Linked DNA regions of Homo sapiens: regions 1 and 3 are each linked to region 2. Evidence: chromatin contacts called from ENCODE Hi-C or POLR2A ChIA-PET data. All regions are on one chromosome and are shown on one strand. The core of a region is the stretch at or near the end of the contact, and the rest is flanking DNA. Distances in the headings are between cores, read along the strand shown. Region 1 has its middle 20 kb from the start of IPO7. Region 2 overlaps TMEM41B (transmembrane protein 41B). Region 3 overlaps DENND5A (DENN domain containing 5A).

The links. Hi-C counts contacts between places; a loop is a spot of excess contacts on that map. ChIA-PET counts read pairs that join two places held with the same protein, here RNA polymerase II (POLR2A). Pooled maps may share reads with other maps.
Region 1: a loop to region 2 is called in a map of PC-3, with 2.7 times the contacts of the local background. The contact joins two enhancer-like sites. A Hi-C loop is called at or near these places in 1 of 168 maps with a recorded cell type or tissue (PC-3) and 6 of 50 pooled maps. POLR2A ChIA-PET finds 5 or more read pairs at or near these places in 17 of 52 experiments (AG04450, CD4-positive, alpha-beta memory T cell, Caco-2 and 13 more).
Region 3: a loop to region 2 is called in a map of CD4-positive, alpha-beta memory T cell, with 2.8 times the contacts of the local background. The contact joins two enhancer-like sites. A Hi-C loop is called at or near these places in 4 of 168 maps with a recorded cell type or tissue (CD4-positive, alpha-beta T cell, CD4-positive, alpha-beta memory T cell, naive thymus-derived CD4-positive, alpha-beta T cell and 1 more) and 8 of 50 pooled maps. POLR2A ChIA-PET finds 5 or more read pairs at or near these places in 8 of 52 experiments (A549, CD8-positive, alpha-beta memory T cell, HepG2 and 5 more).

The regions. Positions count from the first base shown.
Region 1 is chr11:9,362,915-9,366,244 of GRCh38, reverse strand. No RefSeq gene overlaps it. Among named protein-coding and RNA genes, the nearest start is that of IPO7, 20 kb to the left of the region's middle. RefSeq lists enhancers at 998-1,699, 1,335-2,534 and a silencer at 1,525-1,704. Within about 2 kb of position 1,769, at least 41 of the 41 ENCODE cell types and tissues checked have a DNase peak (open chromatin) inside an H3K27ac peak, as active enhancers do.
Region 2 is chr11:9,279,299-9,282,483 of GRCh38, reverse strand. It overlaps TMEM41B (transmembrane protein 41B), which reads left to right. Exons shown (of 7, transcript NM_015012.4): 7 at 1-1,830. Among named protein-coding and RNA genes, the nearest start is that of TRL-CAA5-1, 5.6 kb to the right of the region's middle. Within about 2 kb of position 1,648, at least 2 of the 41 ENCODE cell types and tissues checked have a DNase peak (open chromatin) inside an H3K27ac peak, as active enhancers do.
Region 3 is chr11:9,168,518-9,172,021 of GRCh38, reverse strand. DENND5A (DENN domain containing 5A) reads left to right here. Exons shown (of 23, transcript NM_015213.4): 9 at 1,245-1,395; 10 at 2,073-2,166. Among named protein-coding and RNA genes, the nearest start is that of SCUBE2, 79 kb to the right of the region's middle. RefSeq lists an enhancer at 1,677-2,876. Within about 2 kb of position 1,966, at least 2 of the 41 ENCODE cell types and tissues checked have a DNase peak (open chromatin) inside an H3K27ac peak, as active enhancers do.

The DNA.
Region 1 (3,330 bases), core at 520-3,019, 84 kb before region 2:
GATTCTCCTGCCTCAGCCTCCCAAGTAGCTGGGATTACAGGCGTGAGCCACTGTGTCCAGCCTAATTAAGCACTATTATACAAAAATGAGTTCTGGCTTCAGTAGTGTGGAAGTGGGAAGAAACTAGAGAAAGAGATAAACTACTGAGTCCTGGTACCACCAAGCAAGTTTCAGGGACCTTTGGAAAGTTCCCTCTGCAAAACTCCCATCCTGTTAGAACTTGTGAACCCCGAAAATCTGAGATAGGTCTCAGTTAATTTAAAAAGTTTATTTTGCCAAGGTTGAGGATACGTGCCCTGAGGACCTCCTTGAGGACATGTGCCCAAGGTGGTCAGAGCACAGTTTGGTTTTCTACATTTTAGGGAGACATGAGACATCAATCGACATATATAAGATCAACACGGGTTTGGTCTGGAAATGGGGGCTTTCCAGGTCATAGGTAGATAGGAGACAAATGGTTGCATTCTTTTGAGCTTCCCTCCCTCTCTCTCTCTCTTTCTTTCTTCATATGGAGTTTCCCTCTTTCGCCCAGGCTGGGGAGAAGTGGCCCAATTTCGGCTCACTGCAACCTCTGCTCCCGGGTTCAAGCGATTCTCCTGCCTCAGCCTCCCAAGCAGCTGGGATTACAGGCGCCCGCCACCACGCCCAGCTAATTTATATATTTTTAGTAGAGATAGGGGTTTCTCCATGTTCACCAGGCTGATCTCGAACTCCTGACTTCAGGTGATCCACCCGCCTTGGCCTCCCAAAGTGTTAGGATTACAGGCGTGAGCCACCGTGCCCAGCCTGGATTCTTTTTTTTTTTTAATCTTATTTTTTGAGAGGGAGTCTGGCTCTGTTGCTCAGGCTGGAGCGTAGTGGCTGAGCTCGGCTCACTGCAACCTCCGCCTCCCGAGTTCAAGCGATTCTCCTGCCTCAGCCTCCCGAGTAGCTGGAATTACAGGCGCCCACCAGCATGCCCGGCTAATTTTTGTATTTTTAGTAGAGACGGGATTTCGTTATGTTGGCCAGGCTGGTCTGGAACTCCTAACCTCAAGTGATCCGCCCGCCTCTCCTTCCCAAAGTGCTGGGATTACAGGTGTGAGCCACCGCACCCAGCCTCCAAAAGAGGCAATCAGATAACGCATTTATGTTAGTGAGCAGAGGGGTAACTTTGAATAGAATGGGAGACAGGTTTTCCCTACGCAGTTCCCAGCTTGACTTTTCCCTTTAGCTTAGTGATATGGGGGCCCCAAGATATTTTCCTTTGACGAATTCATCTCGGAAACCAAGATTTATTTTCTTTTGGAATTTTAAAAGTTTTGCTCTTGCATTTAAAAAAAACAGTGCGTGTGTGTTTCGCTTTAATTATTATTTGCTGCATTTTGGAACTGAGTCAGGCAAATCATTTTTGTTCCTAGGCAAGTGCCTTTGATCTTCAAAATCTACCCAGTCTTTGGGGCACTGCTGTCTCCTTTCACAAGGTCCTAATTCCCACTGAAACCAGTCTGTAGTATTTGTGGCTTGGGGCCACTTCAAGATTTCAAATTTCAGCCTCAGACTCCAATCCCCGGGCGGGATCCGGGAGACCCAGCCCCGTGCGGCCCCCGCCGAGCTGGCGGGGATTGCAACGTCGGGATCGTGGCGACGCGCGGGGCCCTGGAGCCCAGGCGCGCGGCCCCAGGCGCGTCAGCCCCTCCCCGCCGGCGTCGCTCGCCGTCGCCTGCGGTGACTCAGCTCTTCCGGTCACCGCCGTCACTGGTGGTTCCCGACTGCAGTGAAGGTGCGGACGCCAAGTCACTGCTCAGTAATGCTGGAGCCGCCGGCGTCCCGGGCCTTCTCCAAATGCGCTGCATTCCTGCCCCCACCATGACTCAGCGGCTTCCGCTCCGGCGTCAGCGGCGCTCCGGCCTCCGCCCGCGAGGCCCTGCTGCCTTCCCACTGCCCCACGGGGGCCACAACGCGCCCGCTTCCGCCCTTAGGTGTCCTTCCAAGCCCCTGAAAAGGTTTGGCAGCTTGATAAAGGATCCCTGAACTCCAGTGTTTAGGCCCTGCAAGGCTCTTCTCTGTACATTGAGGAGCTGAGGCCTCCGCACGGGAAAGTATTCCCCACCCCCCAGCGCAAGGAGGAAGTTAGCCTAAGACTAATTGAGGCAACTGAGGCCTCGGACAGCCGCGGGTCCTGAGAGCCCGATGGACCTACTTTGGAAGTTCAACGTTACCGTTTGCAGATGTGTGACACTCCCCTACTCCTACCCCCACTCCTACCCCCACCCACTTAACAGACATGAGGATTATTCCATGCCACCTTGTTGTTGGCATTGCGTAGCACATGGTAGGAACTCAGCAAATCTCAGCTTTTGTTTGTATTTTCTCTTTCTTTCCTTTTTTTTTTTTTTTTTTTTTTTGAGACGGAGTCTCCCTCTGTCACGAGGCTGGCGCGATCTCGGCTCACCGCAACCTCCCCCTCCTGGGTTCCTCCTGGGTTCAAGCGATTCTCCTGCCTCAGCCTCCTGAGTAGCTGGGACTACAGACGCACGACACCACGCCCAGCTGATTTTTGTATTTTTAGTAGAGACAGGATTTCACAATATTGGCTAGGATGGTCTCGATCTCTTGACCTCGTGATCCGCCTGCCTTGGCCTCCCAAAGTGCTGGGATTACAGGCGACAGCCACCGTGCCTGGCCTGTATTTTCTTTGAAATGCCTTTTAGATGTAGTTCTTCCTCTCCATGGACAGAGTCACCTCAGCAACTTCCTAACTGGTTTTGCCACATTCCCATCCAACTTCACACAATGACCGGGTGCATTTTTATGGCACACTGTATTCTGCAAGTCATTCCTCTGTGCAAGAAAATTTAATACTCTGTTGAATTTTGGTTTGAGTGGAAAGTCCTTTCCCTGGTATTTAAAGCGATCCATCATAGTCCGGCTCCCATCCTTCCCATAAATATTTTAGGCCTGCTCTGCATCCTGTATTGTGGTACTCGGATTCCTGCCCTCCAGAGCTCTGGTGAGGGGAGATAAATACATAATCACGTCGTCATTATACTGTGTAATAAGTGCTCTGATCGAAGTGTGAACAGGACAGAGAGCAACTCAGTGTAATAGAGGGGGAAGAAGAAAGGCTTCACAGAGGAATAAATATATGGGGGAGGGAGATGGCTTGATGGTTGTGAGGCATTTACCAGCACTCTGATAGATATTGTATATAGCAGAGTGTCCTTGTTGCTGCAGGTTTTCGAAGGCATCATTGTGCTCTGCTCTGTTGCTGTTACAGAAGGCTTGAAACATCTAGCCCCATCCTTTAATCTTGGATCCAGAAGTATTGTGGGAAATAAAATTTGATTT
Region 2 (3,185 bases), core at 399-2,898:
GTTTTCTTTCATCTTGTAGTTTTTACAGTATTTCCACTGTGCATATGCAAAATGGGTATTACATAACTGTATCATATTTGGTATTGATAATTTTTTTTTTTTTTGAGACGGAGTCTTGCTGTTGCCCAGGCTGGAGTGGAGTGCGTGGTGTGATCTCGGCTCACTGCAAACTCCGCCTCCTGGGTTCAAGCGATTCTCCTGGCCCAGCCTCCTGAGTAGCTGGGATTACAGGTGTGTGCCACCGTGCCCAGCTAATTTTTGTGTTTTTAGTAGAGACGGGGTTTCACCATGTTGGCCGGGCTGGTCTTGAACTCCTGACCTCAGGCTATATGCCCACTTCCACCTCCCAAAGTGCTGGGATTACAGGCATGAGCCACTGTGCCCAGCCTGGTATTGATAATTTATATTCAGATAATTTGTTATGGCTCTTTAATATCCCACAAGGGGCTCTAAAAAGCAAACATTCAAGAGTATGTAGTTTTTAGACATTAAGTTAATTATTTTAAACAGTGACAGCAAAACACAAGTGATTAAATATAGTTTATTTGTTCCAATGACTAAATTTTACCTCATTTATTAATCTGGTCATTAAGGAATATATTTAATAATATTATGTAATTATTCTTTTTATGCATGATACACCTAGAAAAATGCCTTTTGTTTCTATTGATGGCTTTGTTGTTTGGAGCTACTTTTGATTACTTATTGCAGTTTCCCAATTTAGTCTTTACTTTATCTAACTCACAAAGTAAAATTAACTGATCACATGGCAACTACTGTATTTAAATAGTTCTGGAAAAATGAAAGTGCTTTTTGCTGCTTGGTAAATGGGTAATGCCCTTGATTCCTTGACTGTAGGACATAGCTGATCTAAAGTACTCTGTCAGTTTTACCTTCACCCATGACTGTTATTAGTTGTCAAAGTTGAAAAGTACTTTAGCTGTGAGAAATCCTTGTATGTTTTTATTATAAGAGGTATAATCATCCTCAAAGCCTGTTTTTATTACATGATGTGGACTGATTATTTTTTCTATCACAGTGTTAACAGATGGATTTTATTGTAAATACAAAGAAAACATATTGATTATTGTAGTATTCTTATGTCACCTGGCCTTTTGCGTGAGATTATTTATTATTTCTAGCAAGGCTTTCTTCCTTTCTTATTGCCCAGAGACTGACTGATACATCTTTTGTTATTTTTACACATAAATTAAACATAGCCTTTTTGGACAAATTCACTAAATATTAATGTATAAAATGTAATTGAGTAAATTTTTATCAGAATTTTAAAAATAAAAGAGCTTAGACTCAGTAGAACTCAGTAGAAGCTTCACTATTTACTCCAGCGTGTGTAAATTGTACTTACTCTATTCTCAGAGTATATTTACTGTCCTTACCATTGATTCTTTCCCTTTGCTAATTTTTTTTTTTGTTAATGGTAGCTGCGACTTTAGGTGGGGTATATTTTCTTCTCCTAAGAGAATAGACAGTTTTTCCAGATTCATCATCATTGACTGTCAAGAAAGGACCCTTCAGCAAGGCTGTACCCTCAATGCAGTTGATGGCCTGTCTTCACGGATTTACAGACTTGGCCTGATGCCCATGTAAATTCAAGCTTTGGCTTGTGGTAACAACCACAAGAAGACAAGCATCTGTGGTGCGGAGGCAAGCAGGCTAACTAGGAGTTGACAAGCTAAGAAAGTGAAACTGTTCTTTCTTAGTTAACTGTCTTTCTCTGGAGCTCTGTTATTTTGAGTATAATATTTCCATGACACTTAGTAAATGCAAGCTAAAATGTAATAATAATAAATTGTATTGGAGAAACCTAAATGTCACATTTGGGATTTATTTCATGGAAGTACTTACATTAAAAAACTCTGGCCGAGCAAGGTGGCTCACGCCTGTAATCCCAGCACTTTGGAAGGTCGAAGCAGGTGGATCACCTGCAGTCAGGAGTTCAAGACCAGCCTGGCCATCACAGTGAAACCCCGTCTCTACTAAACATATGAAAAATTAGCCAGGTGTGGTGGCACACGCCTATAGTCCTAGCTACTTGGGAGGCTGAGGCAGAAGAATTGCTTGAACCCAGAAGGTGGAGGTTGCCATGAGATGAAATTGTGCCACTGCATTCCAGCCTGGGCAACAGAGCCAGACTCTGTCTCAAAAAACTAAAAACAAACTCTTCGTTGAATAAAAGTATATTCTTAAATTTCGATGTACATTTTCACCACTAAGAACAATGAAATGGCCGGGCACGGTAGCTCACACCTGTAATCCTAGCACTTCCAGAGGCCAAGGTGGGTGGATCACCTGAGGTCAGGAGTTCGAGACCAGCCTGGCCAACATGGAGAAACCCCGTCTCTACTAAAAATAAAAAATTAGTTGGGTGTGGTGGTGTGCACCTGTAATCCCAGCTACTTGGGAGGCTGAGGCAGGAGAGTCGCTTGAACGCGGGAGGCAGAGGTTGTAGTGAGCCAACATCACACCAGTGTACTACAGCCTGGGTGACAAAGTGAGACTCCATCTCAAAACAGGCCAGGCGCGGTGGCTCACGGCTGTAATCCCAGCACTTTGGGAGGCCGAGGCGGGTGGAGACAAGGTCAGGAGATTGAGACCATCCTGGCTAACATGGTGAAACCCCGTCTCTACTAAAAATACAAAAAATTAGCCCGGTGTGGTGGCGGCCGCCTGTAGTCCCAGCTACTAGGGAGGCTGAGGCAGGAGAATGGCATGAACCCGGGAGGCGGAGCTTGTAGTGAGCCGAGATGGCGCCACTGCACTCCAGCCTGGGCGAGAGTACGAGACTGTATCAAAAAAAAAAAAACAACAAAATATTTAAAAATTGTTTTTTTGAGGTGGAGTGTCTCTCTGTCGCCCAGGCTGGAGTGCAGTGGCGCCATCTCGGCTTATTGCAGACTCCGCCTCCCGGGTTCACGCCATTCTCCTGCCTCAGCCTCCCGAGGAGCTGGGACTCGCGCCTGCCACCTTGCCCGGCTGGTTTTTCGCACTTTTAGTAGAGACGGGGTTTCATCGTGTTAGCCAGGATCGTCTCGATCTCCTGATTTCGTGATCCGCCCGCCTCGGCCTCTCAAAGTCCTGGGATTACAGGCGTGAGCCACGGTGCCTGGCTAAAATATTTAAAACTTGTAATTGTTGGCTTTTGAGGTTTTTTTTTTTTTTTTTGG
Region 3 (3,504 bases), core at 717-3,216, 110 kb after region 2:
GCTATGGCTTCAAGCTCACTTATTTTTTCTCCTGCATTGTTGAGTGTGCTTTTAACCCAGCCCGTGTATTTTTCATCTCAGATATTACAGCTTTCATCTTCAGAAGTTTGAGTTCCATGTTTCTAGTTTTTTGTTGTTGATGTTGTTTGTTTGTTTGTTTTTAAGAGGTTCTGCTTTGTTGCCCAGGCTGGAGTGCGGTAGTGTAATTATAGCTCACCATAACCTTAAACTCCTGGGCTCAAGTGATCTTCTGGCCTTGGCCTCCTGAATAGCTAGGAATAAAGGTGTATGCCACCATGTCTGGCTCATTTTTTTTTTTTTTTTGAAGAGATGAGGTCTCACTATGTTGCCCAGGCTGGTCTTGAAGTCCTGGCCTTAAATGATACCCTCACTTTGGCCTCCCAGAGTGCTGGGATTACAGGCGTAAGCTATCAGGCCCTGGTAATCTTTGATTAGATGCCAGACACTGTGAATTTTACTATTTGAGTCCTGGACACTTCCATATTCCTATAAATATTCTCAGTCTTTGTTCTGGGATGTAGTTAAGTTACTTAGAAATAATTTGATTTCTTTGTGCTTTCCTCTGGCAGGACCAGAGCATCCTTTAGGCTGTGATTAATTATCTACTACTGAGGCAAGACCCTCTGAGTACTTTACTCAGTGCCCCATGAGTGATTAGGTTTTCTAGTCTGGCAGGTGGGGACAGGCATTATTCCCAGCCCTGTGTGAGCATTTTGTATTGTTTCTCCTAATCCTTTCCGGTGATTCTTTCTCCAGCCTTGAGTAGTTTCTTTACTTGCGTGAACTGACCCATTACCCTGCTGAATGCCCTGCAGATCCCCTGGATTCTCTCTCTTCTCTGGTACTGTTCATATGAACTCTAGCCACCTTGGTCTCCTTAACTCAGGGAGTCCACCAGTCTCTGCCTAGAACTCCCCTCCCTGTGCCACAGCCTGGAAGCTTTCTCTAAGCAGTTAGCTGGGATAGTTCTAGGGGTTACCTCATTTGTTACCTGTTTCTCAGGGTCCTGCCCTTCATTGCCTGATGTCCAGTATTCTGAAGTTTATCATTTTATATTATTTTGCATGGGTTTTTTCCTATTAGGCAGGAAAATCAGTCCCTTTTACTCTATCTTGGCTGGAAATGGAAGAGTAGCTAGATTCTTAAAGAATGTTTGACTTGATTTATTTGTGTGTGTATTTATGTGTGTGTGTGTGTGTGTGTGTGTGTGTATTCTCATCCAGAGAAAGCAATTGAGCTGCGTCTGGCAAAAATTGACCATACTGCAATTCACCCACATTTACTTGACATGAAGATTGGACAAGGGAAATATGAGCCGGGCTTCTTCCCTAAGCTGCAGTCTGATGTACTTTCCACTGGGCCAGCCAGCAACAAGTGAGTCAACCCCAGGGATTCACTAATCCAACTCCCTAGCTGTAATAGGGTCATCTAGTATCTGGGCTAGGGCTGTTACCCCTAGAAGACCTTGTACTTTTCTAAAGCAGATATGGAGAAGACCCAGACTATCTAGGTGGTTTGCTTATTTGAACAAGAAAGTATGTGACAGAATATCTTTCAGTTCTGCCTCCACTATGCAGATTGGGATAGCTCCATATGTCTAGGACCTGCAAAAAGCTGCAGATGGGTTAAAATCATCTCATGCCTGGATCCCATTCAACAGCAAGCTAGCATTGTATTTAATAAATGGCAGTTGAAATAATCAGAACCTGAACTGAAAAGTAGGTAAGTTAGCAGAATTACTCATTAGTTACTTTTGAAGATGACTGTATCAAAGCCCAGATAGAGTTAAGTGAATATAGTTTTAGATCTATATGTCAAGTGTTTGTAGATGTTTCAAGAGAGACATGTTCCATGAGGAGGTGTCTCTCTCATGTCCAGTCACTCATCTTTAATCTGCTCTTCCTCAAGGTCTCTGAGCTGTCTCTGGTGACATCTAGGTCATTTCCTGTGTCCAGCATTGACTCGTAGTCATTCATGTTTTCTCCTGTTAGTTGACATTGCTTTTTAAGTGAGACATTATTAATTGCCTGCTTTGGTTCTGATTGTGTTAGGTGGACGAAAAGGAATGCCCCTGCCCAGTGGAGGCGGAAAGATCGGCAGAAGCAGCACACAGAACACCTGCGTTTAGATAATGACCAGAGGGAGGTAAGATACCTTAAGAATGATAAGGATGACCTTGCTATCATGCTGTGCACTCCTTCTCTTTCTCATTTCCTGTTCTCTGGTCTGATTCAAACGTCTCAGCAATGACCTCACCCCATAAAGAAGGGTTAATAATAGGTCTAGTTCCTGATATCTAATGCTGGGCCTGGGTTATCACAAATCAGAATGTGGGATGTTTTGCAAATTCCAGCTAGCTACTAACCGATTGTAATTTCTCATGCATGATGCTCCCTGAGGAGTTCAATAGGAACCTCAGAAGTTAAGAGTCTGAAACTTGGGAGAAATCCTTTAAAAATTGGTGTGAGTTTTGTGTGTGTGTGTGTGTGTGTGTGTGTGTGTGTGCGTGTGTATATAGGAAAAAAGTTAATTTTTTTTAATTCTTTTTTTGTTTGAGACAGAGTCTCGCTTTTATCGCCCAGGCTGGAGTGCAGTGGAGCGATCTCGGCTCACTGCAGCCTCCATCTCCTGGGTTCAAGCAATTCCCCTGCCTCAGCCTCTTGAGTAGCTGGAATTACAGGCACCACCTCAACGCGCAGATAATTTCTGTATTTTTAGTAGAGACGGGGTTTCACCACGTTGGCCAGGCTGGTCTCAAACACCTGACCTCAGGTAATCCGCCTGCCTCATCCCCGCAAAGTGCTGGGATTATAGGTGTGAGCTACTGCGCCCAGCCCAGAAAGAAGTTAATTTTGTTAGAGTTTTTTTCCTACTGTTTCTTACCTTAAATTGAAACAGATAATCTTGACTTTTTTTTTCTTCTTCTTCTTTAAAAGACTAAAGGAGAGGAACATTATTATCAGGTACCTGGAAACCCAAGATTCTTGAATTTACCTCCTGAATCTTCATTGCTTGTAAGCTGAGTTTCTCAGCTCTACTGTAACTTGCTTCTTAAGTTTCTAGTTATAAACTTCAGGTTGTAGACCCTGCCTTACTTAGTTGCAAAGAAGTTGTGAAAATGAGTGTTAACTTCAGAAGCCTATTTCAGTAACTTATCTTTGAGAAAAGACCCTGTAATTTTCATCTTGCACAGAGAGAACCCAAGAAGGCATACTGTTTTCATGTGTCTGGCAGCTCAGTGAATTGGAAAATAAATAACATATTCTCCCTTTGCTATGTTTTTAATGAATAAATTAAAATTGTAAGATATGGTTATGAATCTTCAACTGCTGATTTATAGGATACAGTTGCACTGGGATTTTTTTTTTTGTGAGAGTAGCATAAGAAATTTTGGTTATTTGTGTTATTTTAAAAGTCTGTCTTCCACCTAACCTCCTCATTACTATTTTCAGCAGTGTTTATTGACCACATTTTCTTGGTCAG